Linked DNA regions of Homo sapiens: regions 2, 3 and 4 are each linked to region 1. The links are chromatin loops, found by intact Hi-C in ENCODE. Cell type or tissue: heart left ventricle. All regions are shown on one strand. Links, peaks and the distances in the headings refer to the core of each region. The heading gives the core; the rest is flanking DNA.

Region 1 (7,956 bases), core at 1,645-6,644:
ACTCAGCACCCTCTCTCCAGCAACATCCACATGGCAACCCCCATTTCCTAGGCTAAGTTATTGCTGTCAGATGTGTTTGCCATACAGGCTGCTGTACAGAGTATGCTTAAGTTATTGCTGTCAGGTACATCCACCGTATATATACATACACATGTACGTATATATACACATACATGTATGTGTGTGTGTACATATTTGTACTCATATACATGTGTATATATAGATATATAAAAAAATTTTCTCTGTGTTTCCCTGTAACAGTAACTGAAGAGGGAATTCTTCTATATAATCTCAGTCCACTATATTGCTAGAAGTTCTCTTCTCTATACTTTTGAGATATGAATTTTACCTTTCAATATTCTAAAATTATAACAAAGCTATAAATTTTGGGAATTGGTATATGTTTGTTTTTAGAAAAATTGTTAGAAACATAATAGCAATGGGATGCTTTAACATGCTACCTTGAACCTTTACCAAATCAAGAGAGTAAAAATTAAGCACAAAAGAGGGATCTAATACTATAAACAAGGTAGATTTAATACATATGTATCAAACATAGTAACCTAGAAGCAATGAATATACATTTTCTGGTGCTCATTTAACATTAACGACCTTCAAGAAGGCTTTAAACAGCAACAGATAGAGTTGAGTTGCTTTGGCCTATTGCTAAAGGCATCTAACCCACCTGCTTTGTGGGAGGTCATCTGCTTTGAATCTCAACTGTATCCAAGTCAGATTTAAACTCTATGGGGCATTGGAATTGTCCTCTGAATCATCTCCAACTCTGCAGGATACATAATAGCACCACTTTGTTGTTCTGGAATTTAAAGACAGGGTCTTATTCAACTTTGGCTATTTTTGTGCAGTCCATGGATCCTTGAAACAGGACATTCTACTTTACCAATATCTGACTCATAGAAGACCTATCTATATACCTACCAGGTGGCTACTACCCAGTAACTCCTACCGCCAATACCATGACATTTGTTTTGAAAACCTTAGCTTATTGCAATATTGCTTATAATTATGAAACCTTAGAAACAACTGAAATGCCTATCAAAGAGAGAATTTATAAATAAAATGTAACATATTCACGTTCTATTTTGATATGAATTACCATAATATTCTATTAGGATATGAATTGTTATAATGGCCATTAGAAGGAATGGATTGTTCCCATATATAACATAATATATCCATGTATAAAGTATCTATATAATACCAACACGTAACATAATGTAAAGAAAAGAGATTCATGGAATAAAATGTGCATGTCATTGATATAAATTTTAAAAACACAGAAATAATACATTATATTAAGACTATATATGTATGTAAAATTATTACCAGTGGACTGATTTGGATATACACTAAATTCATGCTACTTGCTTCTGGAGGTTGCAGTAAAGAACTGGAACTGTGTCTGGGGATGTCACTTTTATCTGTTTTATTTAGTTCATTTTTTATAAACAATCCTTGAGGCAAATATGAGCTGTTAATAAATGCCAATTAGTCTTTTTGCATATTGGTTGCATTTCTCTTTTTTACAACTTTATTGAGTATAATTGATGTACACTAAACTGCACTTATTTAAAGTACACAATGTGATAAGTTTTGACAAGTGTACGTACCCATGGAATCTTTACCACAATCAACATTTGTTTCCTCCCACAGTTTTCTCAGGCCCTTTTGTAATCCATTTTTTGCTTAAACAATTTGTTTTCTATCACTATAGATTAGTTTTATATAAATGGCATCCTACAGTATGTACTCTTCTGGTGGCAGGGGGTTGTCTATCTGCCTTAATTCAGTAATTTCTCAAGATAAAAACAATTTTAAAAATCTTGGAACTGCTGAAAACAATCTGGGGCATATAATCTGTGATTCAGAAAGGGGGAAAGGAGGGAATCTGTGGAAAGCAGGTACCATTTGGGATAGATTCCCAAGCAGGAAGAATAAGCACACTTATTATAATGGCTTCCACATTCCCCAAATTATTCCCTTCATGTAATCTTTTTTTTTTTTTAATTTTGTGGCAGTGCCTGAAACTGCACAGATGAGAGTCTTTTGGATAAGTAAGCTACTCATTTAAAAACAGACGCTTTGCTCAGAATTTACTCAATGGCAGCTGGTTCAAGGAAAGCTTGTCATCCTAACCCTCTCCCAAACTTAGCTTCATTAAGGAAATGTGTGTTTGGATCATAAGAGAGAGGAGCTAAGATGTATTGAGGCATGGAGAGTTGGGGACTGTGGGAAGATCTGAGTGAGGCAGCACCCTAGGAGACTTCGGGGAACCCTAGGATATCGGGAACCAGAACCCAAGGAGGTGGGGAGGGCCAGAAAAGAATGTGAGAAGACACCCAAAGTTAATAGCCATCCCTTTCCTAATGTTCCCTATGTGCGGCTCCCTGATGAGAAACTGGAGGAAGAGATTCCCATCATCTTGCGTCTTCTATTCTCAACATCGGAGAACTCCTGTTCTTGAAATTCAACCTGATATCATTATTGCTCTGTGGATTAAACTGGCTCTTGTTTGCTAGGCTCAGAGTCCAAATACAAGATATAACATTGTTTTTATGGAAAAATGTGCCCAAATACCAAATAATTGATCTACAAAGAAAGTTTTGAAATGTAACCTGTTATACGCCAGGGATTTCTTACATGTGTAGATCTTTGTAACAATGAGCTATGTTATAATGGAAATATTTTCACAGATATAATTCTTAATCTATAGCCAATATCAGTCATTAAAACATACTGTTCAGTCTTGGGGCCCATAAGTGGAAGATGTTATGGAGAAATTGGAAAGGAGCCAGGGGAGACAAAGTAACTGATGAAAGGTTTTGAAAAATAGCCCTTTAGGGAAATGTCTACATTCATTCAGAGGAGAGAGGTGTATCAGTCTTCAAACTATAAAACGATGTTACATTATTGACATCAAGTCTTTTTTCTTCTTGTCCACAGAGGGCAATATTAGAGGAAATGAGTTTAAACAGCAGCAGAGGGGATTTAGGCTAGTCAGATGTCCCCAGCTTGAAGATGAGAGGTGCATTCTCAAGCTCCCAAGCCTCAATCTCATAAGGGAGTGGTCCTTCTTGAGGGATTTTTTTTTTTTTTTTTTTTTTTTAGCGCTCTGATCAGTGGCAGTCCAAGTTCACACAGCCCTGGTCTGCTTGAAGTTGTTTGCATACATCAGTATTTGGGAAACTAAGTTCGGTCCAAGAACAGAAAATGTTTCCTGGCTACATGGAGGGTAAAGCAAACGTGAAGTTGCCTCATACGAGAAGAATCCAGACATGAGAAATCTCAGCCTTTGGTCCATTATTTTGTAAATCTGCTCAAAAGAGCATGGATTCACAAGAGAAGTGTCCAGGAGGAGGGTAGTGTCAGCCCCACTGCTCTGTGGGGCAGTAGGACCACATCTCAGGCACTGGGTCCAGGTCTTGGCAGTCAGGATGTCTCCAGGGGCTGTTGAGAAATTGGAGTGCCTCCAGAGGGGAGCAATGGGGACAGAAGAATCTGGAAACTGGGTCAAAGAAGGAGCAGTTGAATGAACAACGTGTGTTGGCCTGAAGAAGATAAGTTGCAGCGGGGACAAGAAGCTGTTTTCAAAGTTTTCAAAGATTTGAAGTGCTGTCAGGTGGAAGAGCAGTGAAAATTGCGTGGCTCCAAACGGTAAATACAGGACCAATGAGTACGAGTCATAGGGACGGTGTCCGCTGAAAAGAAGGAAGCATTTTATAATCATTAAAGATGTTCAAAGTAGGTGGTGATACTTGGTTATATAGGAAATGTTTGTATGAAGACTAGATATATATAAAAATGTTGGAGGAAGAATTTTTGAGCTTTTTTTTTTTGTCTCACCAAGCAAATGAAACTTTTTGGAGAGAGATGACCTAGCAAAAGATTTTTTCTCTTGGTGATCAGGAAAGGCAGTCTTTGCAGACCGAACCACTAGAGGGAGTCAGGGCAGCAGCGTTGCAAGGCCGCCGTCCATTCTCTTCACCGAAGCAGCAACTGATAGCCAGGCCTGGCTCTCAGGTTCTAAGTTCCCCTGATTTCAATATCACCCCCATGAATCTTTCTGGAATGTTTACATCTGATTAAATTCTTCAATGTCTGAGAGGCCTCTGTGTGTAGAGAGGCACAATCACTGCTATTTGTAGTCTGCTTACATCTTTATTAATTATTTAATAAACAGTATTCTCCTAAAAATTCAAATACTCCCTAAACGACTAAAAATGAAAACTTATGCATTTAACAAATGTGACATTTTCCAAATATCTAAATATTAGTTTATAAACTAATTGATTATCCTAAATATATGTAATATATAGTGTATAATATATATATACTTCTAAAATCACAAATATCCTATATCTAAGTCTTTTAAATGCTACAAATGCCTTAAAAGCAGAAACACACAAATGAATCATCACAATGATACATATACAAAGTGATGAAATATAGCTAAAAAGATTTCCAAGCAAAGTGTTGAAGGTACCACCTGGTTTCTTCTTGGTGCTTATAGTAAAATGCAAGAGGAGAGTGATAAATCGAGGGAAGAACTGTTAAACAAAAAGGAATCAAAGATGATTCTGAAAATTCTCAGTCTCTCCAGATGGCAAAAGATGTTAAAATTAAGAAATCACTTTTGAGCTTGTGGCATAGAGATAAGTCCTGGCCTAGAGAAAAAGCTAAGTAGTGATTGTACAAGCTTTTGTTAAAATCTCAGGAAGATTAAGGGATCAGAGTAGTATTCAGTCATACAAAGGGCCCTCTCCAGAGATTAATGGTGTATCTCACAGAACCTCTCAAATAATAGGACCTTTTGGAAGCTTAATTGAGTTATCTTTCAACCATCTCAGCAGGAACTCAAGGTAGAAGGGGGCCTAGCTCAAAAAGAACCTTGGATGTGGCCTTTATGTAAAGGGAAATTTACTGGAGACCCACAAAGTATTTAAGAAAAGTATTTCAGCAAAAACACTGCCAACTTAAACTGAAAGGGACGGAAAGAGTACAAAATGAAAGGAGGCTGTTAGATCTCCAAAATTCTACTGGCAGGAAGCAGAATGATAAAACTACTCAGCTGCAAACATGTGCTACTTTTCATGAAAAAAGGAAAGATGACTCAGAGGGTGGAACCAAGAGCTATGGTGAATTATTCCCAGCCCTTGAAATCTAATCAAAGAATTCTGACTGAAGTTTGCTAGGCTGGGTTTTAAAACTGCTTTGGACTGTAACTCCTTTTTATCTTCCATTGCCCACCTCTCCTTCTCTTTTTAACTAGAAATGTCTATAACTATTTTACTATATTCATTCCTTCATTGTGCATTAGGAGCAAGACGATTTGTCTTTAGTTTTATAGATTGAGAGGAACTACGCTCAAGGAGCCTCATGCATACCTGGACCTGATTTAAATGATGAGATGCTGGACTTCAAGCAGATGCTGTAATGATATGAGGTTCTCAGGGACCTTGGGAAATAGTAAATGTATTTTGTGTGTGAGAGGGACACAAATCATTGGAGGCCAAAAGGGTGAACTGAGGACAGATGCTAGGGTAGCTCCCACAATCCCCACCTCCTGGTTTCACCCTTGTGGGATCTCGCCATGAGTGTGGATGGAACCTGTGATTTGCTTCTAACTAGTAGAATTTGGCAAAAAATGATGAGATATATGTGATTATGTTTACATGATTATATTATATAAGATTCTGAGTACATTGAGCTGCATAGAGAGAGCACGGGGGCAAGTGAGAGCCAGGTGGGTACTGGAAAGCTCTGTGCCTCACTGAGGAAAAATAACTAAACATGGGCAAAAGAGATCCATGGAACCTGAGAGGCAAGGTGTTATTATATGCATTCTTTGGCAAACTTGTCAGGAGGCGCATAAGAAGAAGCACCCAGATGGTTCAGTCAACTTCTCAGTTTTCTAGGAAGTGCTCAGAGAGGTGCAAGACCATGTCTGCTAAAGAGAAAGGGAAATTTGAAGACATGGCAAAGGCGAACAAGGCTCGTTATGAAAGACAGATGAAAACCTATATCCCTCCTAAAGATCCCCTTTAGGACGAAAAAGTAGTTCAAGGATCCCAATGCACCCAAGAGGCATTCTTTGGCTGTTTTCTTGTTCTGTTCTGAGTATTGCCCGAAAATCAAAGGAGAACATCCTGGCCTATCCATTGGTGAGTTGTAAAGAAATTGGAAGAGATGTGGAAGGGCACTGCCTCAGATGATAAGCAGCCTTATGAAAAGAAGGCTGTGAAGCTGAAGGAAAAATATGAAAAGGATATTGCCTCATACTGAGCTAAAGGAAAGCCTGATGCAGCAAAAAAGGGAGTTGTCACGGCTAAAAAAAGCAAAAAAAGGAAGAAGAGGAAGATGAAGATGATGATGATGATGATAATGAGTAAGTTGGTTCTAGCACAGTTTTTTTTCTTGTCTAGAAAGCATTTAAACCCCCTGTTTACAACTCCTTTTAAAGAAAGACATTGAGATGTAAGGCTGTGTAACATTTGTTTTTAAACTGCACAGTGTCTTTTTTGTATAGTTAACACACTACTGAATGTGGCTTTAGATAGCCCTGTCCTGGTGTATTTTCAATGGGCACTAACCTTGCCTGATACAGTATGGGGGTTGTAAACTGGCAAGGAAATTTAAAGCAGGTTCTTCTTAGTGCACAGCACAAATTAGTTATACATGGGGATGGTAGATTTTTTATTTTCACTTGTCTCTGATGCAGCTTATATGAAATAATTGTTGTTTTGTTAACTGAATACCACTCTGTAATTGCAAAAAAAAAAGTGGCAGCTGTTTTGTTGACATTCTGAATTCTGAATGCTTCTAAGTAAATACAATTTTTTTATTAGTAAAAAAATGTTCTAATCCATCTTTCCAGGAGATTCTCTCTCCCTTGCTGTCTTTGAAAAAGCAAGTTGCCATGTGAAGAGGGCCATATAGCATAGGAGCTGAAGGCAGCCTCCAACTGACGGCAAGAAAATGAGGTCCTCAGTCTGACAACCTGCAAGAAACTGAATGTTCTAAAAGCCACATGAGCTTGGGAGCAGATCTGACCCCAGCCAAATCTCTGAAGTCCGCAGGCAGGAAATGAAGATCAGAAAAAGGCTATTGTCTCATGAATATGAGCCAGACTCCACAGAAGCTGGAGTCCTTCATTATGGAGCTAAACACATACACCTGGCTTAGGAGTCAGAAAAACTGAAAGAGAATTCAGGGAAGTAGAGAAATTGCAAGCCCAGATGCTGCTTCATACCAAAGAAGCAAGTCAGCAGGTCAGCAACAATGTGTATCAGTTCCAAAATGACTTACACAGGTACCAAGACAAGACATTATATACACTTATATAGTCAAATACTTTAAAACTGTTAACAAACTTGCTACAATTGTCTCATTTGTCTTTTAACCTTAATATCACAGATCAAGTTTGTAATCTCAAAAGTTCACCCTGGCTGCTGTGTGGAGTATTCTCTTATCTGCTCATATTACACTGTGCTTATTCATTCATCAGTTAATGGAAATTTGGGTTGTTTCCTGATTTTGACTGTAATGAATAATGTTGCTGTAAACATTCATGTACAGTTTTGTGTGGACATGCTTTTCTTTCTCTTGGGTAGGTTCCTATGAGTGGAATCACTAGATTGTATGGTAAATGTATGTTTAACTTTTAAAGAAACTGTCAAACTGTTTTCTAACATGAACGGGCCATTTTACGTTCTTATCAACAATATATGATGGTTTCAATTTTCCCACATCCTCACCAACATTTGGTATTGTCTCTCTTTTACATCATAACTATTTTAGTGGGGATGTAGTGATATCTTATCGTGGTTTTAATTTGTGTCTCCCTAATGACTAATGATATTGTGCATCTTTGCATATGCTTGTTAGCCATTTATGTACATTCTTTAGTGAAATGGCTATTCAAATCTTCTGCCCATT
Region 2 (5,000 bases), core at 1-5,000, 290 kb after region 1:
GGAGTGAAGGGAGGAAACATGGGAGCAGAATTCCTTCGGAAACTGGAAAACACAAAATTCAGTACACAGGTAGAGGGGTTGCGCCAGTAGAGCAAGGATGAAAATAGAAATGAGGACCAGCCTGGCCAACATGGTGACACCCCATCTCTACTAAAAGTACAAAAATTAGCTGGGCGTGGTGGCGGGCACCTGTAATCCCAGCTACTTGGGAGACTGAGGCAGGAGAATTGCTTAAACCTGGGAGGCGGAGAGTACAGTGACCCAAGACTGCACTCCAGCCTGGGCAACAGAGTGAGATGCTGTCTCAAAGAAAAAAAAAGAAATGAGGAAATTCAGGTGACACTGCAAAGATAGCCTAGATTTTATCAACGAAGCTGGAGATGCTTTTTAAAAGTGTTCAGGTCTCAACACTTTCACTCAGGAAAATTCCTAAGAAGCTGACACTGTTTTATAGAATGAGAAATGTGCCACATTCAAACACATTTTGAATGTCTTTTACATGGGGTTTTCCCTACCATCTAAAAACCTTTTTAATGAGTTCCTACTATTTAAAAAATAAAGTCCAAACTCCTCAGCCTTACATTCAAGGACATCCATAATCTGACCCCAAACCACGTTCCCAGGCTTTATCCCCTACTAGTGTCTGTTCACAGGAACCCAGCGCTCCGGCCTAGCCAAGGTGCTCCTTGCCACCACGTAAATGCTATCTTTGCCCTTCTGCCTACCACAGTCCATGCTCACCTCCCAACCATAAACACAAAGTTAAAAACTGAGCTACTTGTTAGAGGAAAGCAAAGATAACTATGACACTGTACCCCAACATCAAGGAGCTTATGATGACAAGGCTATATACTCATCCTACTAAACTTCAAGGTTCAGCTCAAGTGTCAAGTCCTATATCCTCTAACCATTTACAAGATTCAGCAAGAAATGTTTCTTCTGAGTCACTGCTGCTTACTTGGGTCCATCAAATGCAGCCTAGGGTAACAGCCTATTAGGTCTATACCCCTTCTCTCCACTCAAGGGTAAGATCCATGAGGGCAAGGACTGTTTTCATCTCTCTCTGTAAACTCCAGCAGCCAGTGTTTAGCACAGTGCCTGAAATACAGGAAATGCTCACTAACAAGGATGCTGCCGCTGCTCCTCCTAAGCATGAATGCCCTTTCAAATGAAAAGAAATTTTTTGTTCTTTGGCTATGAAACAGGGAAGAACAATTTAAGAAATTCCTTAGGGCCCTGATTACACTGTTATTAGTTCTCACAGCTAATCTGTTACCTCAACTGATCTTATTCCTTCACTACAGGCAATGATGCCTGCAGCAAATATTAATGTATCTGGATTTCTACATGTTAAAAGCTTACGCATTTCATAATTTTCAACTAAAACTTTCATATTTGCACAATGAAAATCAAGGCATAGGTTTCATTAAAGCTAACAAACTATTATCCTTCAAAGGCAGGAGAAACAGGACTCTGTTCATGAATTTGATAAAGGCCCCTGGAATTCGATTCTGTTAAGGCTTTAACTGTATACACATATAACCACAACCCTTCATGCATCCTCTGTTTACTGTTGTCATATAGTCAACATTATTCACACTGCCCTTACTGTCAGCTATCTCCAGCTCCTAAATAATGGTGATTAAGACCATTCTTAAAAGCAATGCATTCCTTGTTTCCTCAAATCATATATCCGGAAAGGGAGACCCTAACTGCACATACTATAGCCTATCCCATTCCATGTTCAGATCTGACAAACACCTACAGATATAAGAAAAAGTATATGCCTTTATGAGATCAACTGAAAGAAAAGAGCAATGAAATGCAAAAGCAGGAGTTGCTTGGACATTCTGTGGCTAAACAGCAATACCTCCACAGATGATGAGTGTCCAATCAAATCTCCAATAAGCTCCAGTGAACATGAAGTAGCATTTTCTTGCTGCTTTTTAACAGGTTGGCTGGCTTGTTTGCTGACTCTTCCAAATCCCCACATGTTAAAAAAACCTAGAAAAAGAATCATTTCCAAAATTACTGTGCTCTGTACTTACAATAACATGAGATCAGAAAAACAAAATTTAAATGTGAAGAGGTTCCAGACTTATTTTAGTCAAGGGCTAAGTGGACAGTACCTGAGCACCGTGCTAGGGTTTTGTGAATATGTTATTTCATCTTTCTTAGCTAACCAGGTCTGTTCTTCATCTCTTTTTATTGCCCCTAGTCACCCACTGGTGCAGGTATATTAACAAAAAGACACTTGGAATAAAACAGGACAGAAACAAAGCTTGAATGGCAGTGTCTAACTGTCAAGGGAAAAAAGGGCAAAACTCAGATCAACAAACAAGGCATAGGGGAAAAGCTGTATATGTATGTGCAAAAGCAACACCCCAGGACTTCAGGAAGTCAAAAGGACCAGAAACAACTAGGTACCAGCATCTGATTTCTTGTGCAAAGGTTGGTAACTAATTTATTCAACCCTTCAGAGTTTTGTTTTTCAAACTAAACACCTGGAAGTCAAGAGCTCATAAAATTATGATATAAGCACACAAGGAAAAGTATGTTTTCCCATAAATTAAGTTCAACATCAAGGGTAAAGAACACTTTGGTTTGACATCTGACGGTACAAATTTTGTGTATCAGTCAGAATTATAGACAATATAAATGAATACTTCATTAGGCCATTTGGTCATTCAGATTACCAGAAAGTAAGTTTTCCCTCAAAACAAGAAAATCTCTATCTTACTTGAAATGAAGTGGCAGTTCTACATTAGGGCAGTATTAAGCTGTAAATCCTAGATCTCAATTACCATATGCTTTCTATAAACATCTGATGCCTATTTGGAGCATTTCTATATTATTTTAGTGGTTTCACATAATTGTCCTTCTCCTGCCTTTCACGTGAGAAAAAAGGAGAGAAAAAGACTACCTTTTTGAGAGAAGACACACACCTGTTGGTACAGGCTCAGCTGCAAGCTGCTGTTTTTCTCTTAACTCCCAAATGCGTACACTGCCATCTTCTGAGCATGAGATTAACTGCCTGTCAGAACAGAAAATCAGTAATACAAAAAGAGCGCACCACTGAGGGCCAATGCTAAATTTGCAGTGAAAGAAATCAGTGGAGCCCTCAACTGCTTTTATTCAGCTCTTAGCAGGAACTGACAAAAATCACAATTTAGCATGACGTTACAACGCAAACTAAAAGCACCCTTTAGGAAAGCCACATGTTACTCGTTACATTAGCTCAAATGCTATAAATTGATTCTCTCCATTTAAAAAAATGCCCTTGGGAAAACAGTGTGAATTATACTTCACAATGTCCTAAGCAGCCCCCTTCCCTCCTCTTGCTACCTCTCTTCTCTGGGTGCTTCACTATAAAAATATCCTGCATAGAAAATAATGATAGTCCCTGTCCATATGTTCGTCCCTAGAAGCTCAGCAGCAAATCTACCCTGACAGGAAACCACTCACTTAGTAGCCTCACACAACAAGGAGACCAGCAACCATTTGATTCTGGCCATAAACAAAAAGAAGGTAGGTTTATGAGAAATATAAAAATTGGTACAATGTAAGTGGCCCCAAAGTCGTTTATGTTGTTAAATACCAAATTTTAAATCATCTCTTCTTAACAATGAAATTCAATGTAATTCATTTGCACCTTGCTTCTTGTAAATTCTGTAATATACTGCCACATACCCTTCTGTTAGAGACAGCCCTCAGGCATTCTCCATTTCCAAAAGAACACAGCAGGTCAAGCCATGAAGCCAGGTAACTTGGCCACTTGAGAAATTACACTGGTAGCCCTGGGAACTGTGACTTGCTTTCATCTATTGCAGAACAGATGGGAACTTGTACCTGTTTGGAAGTCTGGCAACGTGCAGGACATTGGAGTCATGTGCAGTTTTCTGGCAGGCAATCACACGCTTCATTTGAAGGCTATACACGTATAAACCCCTTCCAACTGCAGCAAATACATTCTAGGGGAAGAAGTTCAGAAATGGGCATAAAACTAGCACTCACCCTTCCTAGTGTAATGGATTTCCAGCCCTCATGTGACATCAGAAAGCCACCATTACCTTTCCCATTCCTAGCCTTTAGCCCAAATTACAGTACTAATCTCTGAAACCCCAAAATGTCAAAGCACTAAAGAAAGCTCTGAGCATTTAGAAGGTAGGACACAACCACTAATGCAGAGAAAGGTAGGTCTGCATAGTATATCCCTTAGCGCCACTTCTTCCTCACTGAAATATATCTAGAGAAAAGCTATAGCTAGCAGCCTGGCCCTGCAGTGGAAGCTGTTGAGGGATAACCTGAGTTTTCATTTAAATAACACTATATCCTTGGGAAAATTACCTAGCTTCTTCTGCCTGAAAAATGCAAGCAAAATTACTTGCATTCCACATCTTAAGCAATCAGGAGACCTACAAGTGATACAAAAAAGCACGGCTACAGTGGCATTATCATCATGCAATCCTCTGAAGGTTTCAAAAAACATTTTTCCAAATGTACTATTAGAAATAAATACCTTTTTACTAAAACAACTTTAATCTTTTGAAAGCATTTTCACTAATACTTATCTCACTTCAGCCTCACAACATCGTGTTAAGAAAGGCAAGCATCATTGCCATTTTCCAGATAAGGAATTTAAAATTAAAGAGATTAAAGTCACACAAGAAATGAAACATGGAGTCAATATTAGAATCAAGGTCATGTTACTCCAGTCCCTTGCTCATTCCTCACGTGACTCACATGCAGTAGTAGCCTTTGAAATTTTTGCAAGCACCTGTCCTAGAATCATCCATTCTTACTCAATAGATATCCCCATGAGGCAGACCTTTCAAATATCCCTACATATTGCCTTCTTGTTTTCACCAGAGATTCTGGGCTCTCCAACCTTTCTCACACAGCCTCCAAGACTACAAACTCAACTCAGACCTATAGTAACTGAACCAAAGCATGCCCCCAAGGCTTGCTGGAATCTTAAATCTTGAATGATCCCCTTGACT
Region 3 (5,000 bases), core at 1-5,000, 65 kb after region 1:
TCTCTAGAGGAATTCTGAAGAGTCATGCCATCTTAGAATTGGAAGGGACCTTATTTGTTCAGGATCTTGCAGTGCCTGTGGGCCATAATTTTACAGTTAGCTCTTATTTAATACTATTATAAAACACACAAGCCATTCAGGTGACCCTGGACATATTGGAGGTTTTGTTTTACAATATGTTTCTGATTTAGTTTACTTTCTTTTGATTTGCTTCTTGGATATTTTCTGTTGCTAAATTTTTCTCCACTTAATTATTTTTTTAATAATGTTGGTCTTTCTGGCCTTATTCTGTAACTTAGGCCTAATTTTTATCAACAGTGTCTGAGCTTGTAGTCTTTGCTGTCACCTGGGATGCATTGAAGTGGTCAGTGGCAATTGGTTCAGAAATCTCTTCTGTGGGTCAGAACTCAGGCTTCAGAACTAAGCTGTGGAAATGATTTCAGTTAAACCATTTCCCCTCCACTTGCACACTTCTGCAAGTTTCAGCAGCCAGATCTGTTCCAGCAATGGGGGCAGGTTGCACATTCCCACTGAGAACACTTGGTGGAGATTATAAGGACACATTATTTTTTTCTTTCACTAAGCCAGAATTGGCAGTTGAAGATGTGTTTGAGCTACTGTCTGCTCTGGGAATGGGAAGAAAACTGTATACCTAGTGCATTTCCCCTTCTATCTTCTATTCCAACAAAGAAGTTGCAGTCAATGAAAGTCACTGGTCCTAATATGAACTGTTCAGTTAACCCACTAAAGCAGCCTAGTCCTATTCACTAGCTACCTTGAGGTCACCTACTCTTTCAAGGCTTAATTATTCTTATTTTTTAATGTAGAAAGTTCAACCTAAATTTGTTTCTGGGTGACTTCTAGCTTCATGATTCAGCTCCTAATGTTCTCCACCAGAAGATTGGTTGTAATTTCTGTTTCATCACAGTCTTCTTGCCTTTCAAAGCCTCAGTGAGTGACTGGTGCTTTTTTCTGGGTGGTTTCATTGCATTCCTAGAGAAAACTCTGAAAAAGTAGACATGTGTCATGAGAATATGCATGGCTGTAAATTTCAGTATGTGAAGGCTGTCATTGATAGCTCCATGAAAGGTAATGACTGAAATGCTATATGCATTATCACAGGTAAGCTTTAGGAATCATTAAACCCTGACTTGAACGTTACATCAGGGACTAGTATAGAGACTAGTGTTTTTGCAATTTAACTCTGATGTTGTTTTCCCAGGTCCTAAATTGTCCTTTGGAAGTAGAGCAGATGGTTGCTATGAGGCTTAGTTTTAAATGAATGACTGTCCCCATATCTCAGTCTCAGCCATTTAATGTGGTGTTCTTACAGGCATGGATGGGACAAGGAAACATGGATCTCAGCAGCCTGGAAGGGAACTGTGGGTGGAGGCTATGATGCCAGGAAAGGACTTACTCCTCCAGCTACTGGGAGTGCTGCCAGCAGAAAGCCCTTGGCTCAGCTGACATCTCCTAGGGGCAGTGCCTCAGCTGAAGAGAGCCACCTTGCCCAAGGTCGCTGAGGTGGCCTGCATGTAAAGACTGGTCCATGCTGGGGTATAAAGGCCCACCAGAACAACTCAGAACCCAGCCCCAACTCAGAACAACTCTGAAGCATCATCCCACCTTCAGAATCCTCCCTGCAGGGATGCCTGAGGCTTGGTCAATTTCTCCCTCTGCTCAAGCTTGCCTCCCTCCATTCCCTCCCTTTATTTCCTCCCACAAATGTTGACTACAAGAGCACTTCCTAAAAAGCCTCCCTCTGCCTGCTAAACACCATCTCAGAATCTGCTTCTAGGAGGACCCAACCTGTGCAGAAATTTTATGAGCAATTTGCCTGTCCATTAAAAAATACAGCATAGACTTTTTCCAGGTTAGCTGGAGATGGAGTTTTTTTGTATCAAAAAAAGAGAGCTAAACTGAGAAGAGAAGCAAAGGTAGAAGAATAAGGTTAGACTCTCCCTGTATAACTGAATTTGGGATTGGGAATGATATCTTGCTTCTCTATGAAATTTAGAAACTGTCTTTTGAAGTCTTCATCCAGTCACATCCAAGAGTGGTCCAGGAAGAAAAAGGAAAATAAGAATGAAAAAAAAACAAAAAACAAACCTTAAAATTGGATACTTCTTTGTGCCTTGCATTAAGCCTCTATGTTACTGCCCTTGTCCGTATAAGCAACTCTAGATAAAATCCTTTCTTAGACCATCTAATTTATCTCCCCGTGCCATTGTGAAAATCGGGCAGGAATTACTGCGGGAACCAGTGACTGAATGGGCAGTGGTGTCTCGCAGCTGTAACTCAGAGTTTACAAGGGAAGGATGAACAGCAGCCATCCTTCTAAAGGCATTCTTCCTCTCCTCCAGCACAGCTCAGTCTGTGCATGCCTCACCAAGGAGAATGAGGGAAGGCCTTGTTGACTGCCCAGCCCAGAGTGTGAGGAACAGCAGTTGACATGGGCGGCTGGACGGGATAGAAACCAGCATGAACATTTAGTGACACCTAAGGAAGAGGTGAAAATGGGGGAGAAAGCCAAGAACCATCAGACAGCTTCTTTCTGTTCTTGCCTTGGATCTTAGGGGAACGTATGTGTTCAAGGGTGCCTTCCTCCGCAGGGCCTCCCATCCCTTGGCACAAACTTCCAAACGATGAGTAGACATGGAATGGGCTTCTTCTGAAGACTGGGTCACCATCCAACTCAGCCTTCGGAGTAGGCGGTGGGGCTGGGGGAAGAGGACGGAACCATGAGGTCTCTCCATCACTTCCCGGGTGTGTTGAGAGGCAAGCAAATGCGGTGGGTGGGCCTGGGCTGTAGGGCCCCTGCCATTTCGGGAGGGGCCTCCTGGTGTTTAGCTCTGGGATGTGTGAAAATGTGTTGGTGAAAAGCGAGAGGCTTACACAGCCCTTCAGGGGAAGAGGGGCTGGGGCGCTGGGGGCGGCGTCGGGATGAGTGCAGAAGAGACGAGGCCTCTGGACAGCGGAGGAGGAGGGGAGGGCGCCGAGGCGCGGTGCCAGCTGCCGCGCACAGGGGCCCCGCGGCGGAGCCGAGCCGCGGGCACGCTCTGCCCTGTCGGGAGAGCTCCGGGAGCGGCGGGAGGGGCGGAGGGGCGCAGTGGGGCCCGGGCGGCTGCGGCCGCGGAGCCGGGGCACCTGAGGAGGAAGGAGGGTGGGAGCGAGGGAGGGAGGGGACGGGCGCAGACCGAAAGTGGGGAAAGAAGGTGCAGGCAGGCGGGCAGGCGGGCGGGCGCCCTGGCCCAGGGCCGCGGGTGCGGGAGCCCGGCGAGGTCGAGCTGGGCGGCGGCGGGGGCCGCGCCGAGGGAGGAGGGGAAGGCGGAGGCGCGGGGAGCGTGTTTGGGGCGCCGCGGCGGGGAGGGTGGCGGCCGCTGGTGCGCGCGGGGCGCTGTGTATGCGCGCTCCCCCGCTCGGGGAGGAAGATGGCCCAAAAGGGAAAGTTGGGGTGACGCGCGCGGTCCCCGGAGGCTCGGCGGGGGGCACCGCGGCCAGCCCGACGGAGCGGCGGACACACAGGCCGGGGGGCGCGCAGTCCGGGCGCCGCCGCGGCCGCCCCCTCACTGCAGGTGGCAGCGGGTGCGCTGGGTCCCGGCGGCCGCGGGCGCGGGCGGGCGCGCGGGGGAGCCCGGCCGAGGGATGGGCTGCGCCCCCAGCATCCATGTCTCGCAGAGCGGCGTGATCTACTGCCGGGACTCGGACGAGTCCAGCTCGCCCCGCCAGACCACCAGCGTGTCGCAGGGCCCGGCGGCACCCCTGCCCGGCCTCTTCGTCCAGACCGACGCCGCCGACGCCATCCCCCCGAGCCGCGCGTCGGGACCCCCCAGCGTAGCCCGCGTCCGCAGGGCCCGCACCGAGCTGGGCAGCGGTAGCAGCGCGGGTTCCGCAGCCCCCGCCGCGACCACCAGCAGGGGCCGGAGGCGCCACTGCTGCAGCAGCGCCGAGGCCGAGACTCAGACCTGCTACACCAGCGTGAAGGTAAATGCCCCGCGCTGGCACACGCCGTGGGGGCCGTCCGCCCCGTCGGCGGGGCTCGCACGGGTAGGGGGCTCCGGCGGAGTTGGGTGACCGTGAGGCGGTTGGTTTGGAGAGGTTGTCACTAAGGAGGAGTTTACTTTTCATTTGTGGAGATGATGGGAGCCCAGGAAATGTGGTCAGAAAAAGGCCCCTGGAGGGGTCCTGGAAGCGTCCTTAGCTGGTCCTGGGGGACTGGGCGGGGAAGGGAGCGCAGAAGGAAGCAGGTGGGCTGGCCTGTTCCTCCTTGAGGGCAGGAAGGCTGTGGCTTGGTTTATGCAGGAAGAGGGGTGGGGACCATTGAGAGCATTCGGTGGCCAGTCCTGTTGAATGAAATCTGAGCACTGAGCTGGATTTGCGTGCCTTGTAGGTGACTGGTGCAGTTGCAGCACCAGGATAGATAGTGCCCCATATTCCGATTTTTACCTGGGATTACCAGCCAGGCTGGAGTCTCAGCACAGGAACCGAGCGTAGGGATTTGTGAATGAATGAGTGTTCGTGTTTTAAGAGATGTGGGAACGGAGCAGAGTGGAACCTGTTGTTTGTCACTGTAACGTTTCTCTGGGTTGGCTGCATCCTAGACAGAATTGAGAGAACCGGGCCATGAGTTCGGAGTGTCAGCAGAGCCACCGTGAGGGGACGTGGTTTCCAGTGCAGTACAGCTGTCTGAGGATGATTCTGCACATACAACTGATCTTCCCAGAGAGTGGGATTTTGAGGAAGTGGAAAAAATTGTTTAGATGGTTAAAGCAGTCGCTAAATATTTATTTCTTAAAGACAGAAGAAAAATAATTATTTAAATAGTGTCCTCCCGTATGTTCTCAAAGTACCGTTAAATCCAAGAGGCTTTTCATTGTGTAAATCTGGGCACTGGGTCTTTTTTCCTTTCAGCAAACAAGATAACAATGGCATATCCTATTGTACAGAGAGAAAAAAATACTCCTAATGTCAGATAGAATCACAGCCTTTACCTGGTCAAT
Region 4 (5,000 bases), core at 1-5,000, 94 kb after region 1:
TGTAGACACAAATGTGGGAGTCATCAGTGCATAGATGACACTTAAAGCTATGAAACTGGATGGGATCATCAAGTGAGTGAGTATGGATAGAAGAAGAGATCTAAGAACTAGATTAAGACCTGGGGCACCCAGAAGTTAGAGGCTGGGTTGATGAGGAGAAATTCAGTTTCTAAGAATGAGTAGCCACTGAATAGGAGGAAGAAGTGTAGTGACTTTCACTTGAATGCCAAGTGGAAAAAGTGTTTTGAAGAGGAGGAAGTGATTAACTGTGTCACATGCTGCTGATAGTTCAAAAAAGATGAGGACCAATATTGGACCACTGGATTTAGCAACATGGAGGTCATCAGTGAACTTGACCAGGACAGTTTCAGTGTGGTGATGGAGGCAAAATCTTGCCTAGAGTGGTTCAAAGAGAGAATGGGGGAGAGTAAATTTAGATAACTATTTTGAGGAGTTTTTCCACAAAGGAAGGGAAAAAAATGAAATGATATTGGCTGGGAAAGTGTTCTATAATGTCAATTTAGTTCAGTTGGATGATGGTATTGTTTGGTTTTTCTATATTCATGCTTATTTTCTGTCTAATAGTTCTATTAATTACTGAAAGAGACCTCCAACTGTAATTGTGAATTTGTCTATTTTTGCCTTTAGTTTTGTCAGTTTTTGCTTTATGTATTTTGAAGCTCCGTTGTTTGCTAATTGTATATTTAGTATTTTCATGTATGCTTGGTGAATTGACTTTTTTATGATTATGTAATTTCCCTTTTTATCCCTAGTAATTTTCTTTAATCTAAAGTTTACTTAGACAGATATTCCCTTTGTTTGATTAGTATTCACCTGGTTTATTCTTTTCCATTTGATTCTACCTGTATAATTATGTTTGAAGTGAGTTTCTTATAGATAGCATGTAGTTGGGTCATGTGTTTTTAATTCATTCTAACAATTTCTGTCTTTTAATTGATTTATTTAGACCATTTACATTTAATGTCCATACTTTTATTATTTGCTTTATGTTTGCTTCCCCTGTTTTTCATTCCTCTGTTCCATCTTTTCTGCTTTTTCTGGTTTATTCAAACATTTTTTAGTATTCAATTTTAATTTATCTATTGTGTTTTTTACTACATCTCTTTGTGTAGATTTTTTAGTGGTTGCTCTAGGGATTATCACACACACACTTAACTTTTCATAGTGAACTTAGAAACGATATTCTATGTCTTCAAATTATATAAAGAAATCTTCATGTGTGTCTTTTTTATCCAATCTTCTTCATAGTTATTTTATATACTAGTTATATGTACATTGAAAACTCCATTAGGCCATGTCATAAATTTTTCTTTCAACTGTCAAACATACTTTAAAGAATTCAAGAGAAGAATAATCTACTATAGTTACCCAAATATTTACAATCTATTGCTTTTCCTTCATTCGTGATGTTCCAAGTTTTCTCCTAGTATCAATTTCCTTTAATCTGAAAGCTTTTCTTTAGAATTCTTTTAGAGCAGGTCTGTTGACAACTGATTTTTAAGTCTTTTCTGCATTTGAGAATGTCTTTATTTTACCTTAATTCCCTATGAATATTTTCATAAAATATAGAATCCTGAGTGAACAGGTTCCCCCCACCCCAGGACTTTGAAGATGATATTTCACTACCTTCTGTCTCCCATGGTTTCTGGTGAGAAACCTTTAGTCATTTGAATTATGGTCCCCCTGTAAATAGTGTACCATTTTCTTTGGATGCTTTCAAGAATTTTTCATTATCTTTAGTTTTCAGTAGTTTGATTATGTTTCTGGACATGGATTTCTTGGAGTTTATCGTGTTTTGAGTTTGCTAAGTTTCTTAAATATATAGGTTTATGACTTTTGCCACAGTTGGAAATATTCCAACCATTATTTCTTCAAATATTTCTTTGTCTTCTCTTTCTGAAATTCCATGACATGATTTTAAGACCTTTTGTTATTGTTCAGGTTCCTAAGACTCTGTTTTTTTAGTTCAGTCTTTTCTCTTTTGTTCAGATTGGATAATTTGTATTGAATCATGTGCAAAGTTCACTGATTCTTTTCTTCAATCATTCTAACATTGAGCCTATCCAGTTGGTTTTTTATTTTGGTTATTCTATCCTTTAGTCATCAGATTTTCATTTGATTCTTTTTTATATCTTCTATTCTTTGCTGAGACTTTAAATCTTTCCAGTTGGTTCAAGTGTTAACTCTTGCTTATTGGAATTTTTTATAATAATTGCTTAGTCTTTGTCAGATAATTCCAGCATCTTTGTCATTTTTGTGTTGACATCTATATTACTGAGGGCTCTTCATAGAAACAGAACCAATAGGATACACATAGATATACAGAAAGTGGTTTATTACAAGGAATTGGCTCATGTAGTTATGGAGGCAGAGAATTCTCATGATCTGACATCTGCAACCTGGAGGCCTGAGAAATCTGGCAGTGCAGTTCTAGTTCAAATCTGAAGGTCTGAGAACCAGCAGAGTCAATGTGTAAATTCTAGTACGAGTCCAAAGGCCAGAGAACCAGGAGCACTGATGGCCAAGGGCAAGAGAAGATGAATGTGCCAGCTCAAGAAGAGAGAATGAATTTGCCCTTCTTCTGCCCTTTTGTTCTTTTCAGGCCTTCAACAGATTGTATGATGTCCACCCACTTGGTGAAGGTGAATGTCTTTACTCAGTCTACTAATTCAAATGCTAATCTTTCCCAGAAACATCCTTACAGATACACTCAGATATGTTTTAAAAGCTATCTAGGCATCCCTTAGCCCAGTCAAATTGACACATAAAATTAATCATCACAACATCTGTCAATTATCTTGTCCCATGCAAGTTGTAATTTTCCTGGTTCTTATGTCCAGGAATTTTAGATTGATTATAAGACTTTGTATCTTGATTAAATCTTATGGTGAATCTTGATATTTCCGTTTTAGCAGGGAATCAACCCTGTTGGGTTCAGACCACAATTTCTAGTCAGCCTTCTTTTGTGGTTATATCAATTACATTTTTAAAGCCTTTTCAATGCTCTTTGAATATGTCCCATGTGTATGCCACCCAGTGGCCAGTCTGTGACCTGAAAAGTGATCTGTCTCATAATTTAGTTCTCTGTAATGTGCTTTTTAGTGTTAGATCCATATATATGCAGCTTGGAGGTGATGCTAGCAGTACATAAACAACCTATGGCTTCGATTTTCCAAGCACTTCCTTGTTTGCAATCTCTTGGTATTTTCAAGTTCCCTGGGGCTACTGATATCTGGCCACCTTTCTTTTCTCTAATTCTTTGTACAATAAACAACACCAATCTTTTCTCTCCTTTACTGGATAATTTTAGTGTGGAAAATAACATCTAACCTTTCTGAAATCGAAATCCACACTTTTGATGAACATGATCCAATTCCAATCTCTTATGCTTATGTAACTTTAAAACTTTCCACACATCTTTCTAACAAACATGGGCTCCTCTAGCTTTAGCTGTATTGTAAGATCTTAGATGAGGTTAAACACCTTCCTGTTCAGAGCTTTCATTCTTGTAATAACCCAGGCTTGTCTCTCCAGAATGCTCTTCTACTTGGGTGGCTTTTAAAGCATGTTTGTTTATAGCTGCTCCTGGTCCATTATCCCCTGGGAACACAATGTTTTATAGGGGGTCCTTGAGCAGAAAAACACAGCAGCAACCCTAACCCTTCGACGTCAGTCTCTCCAAGTGCATCTAAGTTTAAGTGTTTTGCTTCCTTCATCAGTACTTTTTCTGTGATCCTTCCTTTTCAACAAGCTCTCCAGTAACAGCACAAGACAAAAGTTAAAATGAAGCTTTTTTTTTTTGTATTTCGTTTTAGTCATTCAATTGAGAGTTTTTTGAAAGGGCAATTTAAATTTGTTTTGTTTTGTTTTGTTTTGAGATGGAGTCTCGCTCTATTGCCCAGGCTGGAGTGCGGTGGCGCGATCCCGGCTCACTGCAAGCTCCGCCTCCCGGGTTCACGCCATTCTCCTGCCTCAGCCTTCCGAGTAGCTGGGACTACAGACGCCCGCCACCGCGCCCGGCTACTTTTTTGTATTTTTAGTAGAGACGGGGTTTCACCGTGTTAGCCAGGATGGTCTTGATCTCCTGACCTCGTGATCCGCCCGCCTCGGCCTCCCAAAGTGCTGGGATTACAGGCGTGAGCCACCGCGCCCGGCCAAGGGCAATTTAAATTTTAATTAAAACTCCGAGGTCACAGGAGGTCTCGTAGACAGGATTCTACTCATGTAGAAAGAAAGTAGAAACCATAAGATAACCTAGTGTACATCTGCCTTGTCACCAGTCAGATAATCCTATGCCAACATCTTCTCCATCACTAGGGCTAGCTATTAATATCTTTTCAGTAAAATATGCTATTTAAAGTGTTATACCCACACTAATTATTCAAACACATTCAAATTGAAATTAACTAAGCTGACAATTATTCAGTACCCATTTTATGCAATAAGTGTTGTGAAAGGAAATAAAGAAAGAAAAATACATAACTCTTACCTCCAAGAAGCTTTCTGATTTGCATTTCCATAAAATAAAATTATTTTGTCTTTCAAATACAGGTTTCCAAATACAGAGGGATAAAATGTTGAATTAACCTTTTGAATAATACGTAGTTGCAACTAAGCAGCGTTTTCCTAAATAAGCATGTTTACAAAACTTCCTAGGAAGTGACCAGATTGCTATTCATTTTAGTAACACATAGTGAATTTTTTTAGTGCAAAAATGAGGGATAAAGGAGAAAAAGTGAGACAGTTGCAAACAGGAGTTGCAATCAACAAGGGAGACAGCAGCCAAATGAAAAGAGTTCTTTTTCTAGAGCACTCACTAGTATAGCATTTTTGGAAGAGTGGCTTTTGAATAAAACATCCGGAAAACTGGTTGATACACTTACTGTCAGTTCAGCACGCACACCTCATTGCTTTTCTTCGGCAAGTATTGGGAGTAACTCATCATTATAGTCAAATATGTATTCAAATGCTTTGACTAC

What was found. Peaks named below come from ENCODE experiments on the same cell type or tissue, not always from the same donor. Only the 100,000 strongest peaks of a DNase experiment are listed, where the experiment ranks them.
Region 2: a loop joins it to region 1, with 6 times the contacts of the local background. A loop is called at or near these places in 40 of 110 quality-filtered maps.
Region 3: a loop joins it to region 1, with 2.3 times the contacts of the local background. A loop is called at or near these places in 13 of 110 quality-filtered maps.
Region 4: a loop joins it to region 1, with 22 times the contacts of the local background. A loop is called at or near these places in 40 of 110 quality-filtered maps.

Annotation. Positions count from the first base shown.
Region 1 is chr5:77,140,757-77,148,712 of GRCh38, forward strand. ZBED3-AS1 (ZBED3 antisense RNA 1) reads left to right here. Exons shown (of 3, transcript NR_182763.1): 3 at 6,896-7,956. It also overlaps a transcript of PDE8B not described here and the pseudogene HMGB1P35. Among named protein-coding and RNA genes, the nearest start is that of ZBED3, 57 kb to the left of the region's middle. RefSeq lists an enhancer at 3,808-4,102. In heart left ventricle, for the core only: a CTCF peak has its summit at 3,949 (motif pointing right); a DNase peak (open chromatin) is centred at 3,985; H3K27ac peaks cover 324 bases.
Region 2 is chr5:77,434,391-77,439,390 of GRCh38, forward strand. It overlaps WDR41 (WD repeat domain 41), which reads right to left. Exons shown (of 13, transcript NM_018268.4): 10 at 3,850-3,971; 11 at 2,946-3,034; 12 at 1,871-2,004. Among named protein-coding and RNA genes, the nearest start is that of WDR41, 55 kb to the right of the region's middle. In heart left ventricle, for the core only: a CTCF peak has its summit at 3,009 (motif pointing left); no DNase peak of the experiment used is centred there.
Region 3 is chr5:77,207,281-77,212,280 of GRCh38, forward strand. It overlaps PDE8B (phosphodiesterase 8B), which reads left to right and starts at 3,400. Exons shown (of 22, transcript NM_003719.5): 1 at 3,400-3,984. The coding sequence starts at 3,646. In heart left ventricle, for the core only: no CTCF peak of the experiment used is centred there; DNase peaks (open chromatin) are centred at 1,461 and 2,871; H3K4me3 peaks cover 2,051 bases; H3K27me3 peaks cover 1,665 bases.
Region 4 is chr5:77,236,276-77,241,275 of GRCh38, forward strand. The region is part of intron 1 of PDE8B (phosphodiesterase 8B); the gene reads left to right. Among named protein-coding and RNA genes, the nearest start is that of PDE8B, 28 kb to the left of the region's middle. In heart left ventricle, for the core only: a CTCF peak has its summit at 3,047 (motif pointing left); no DNase peak of the experiment used is centred there.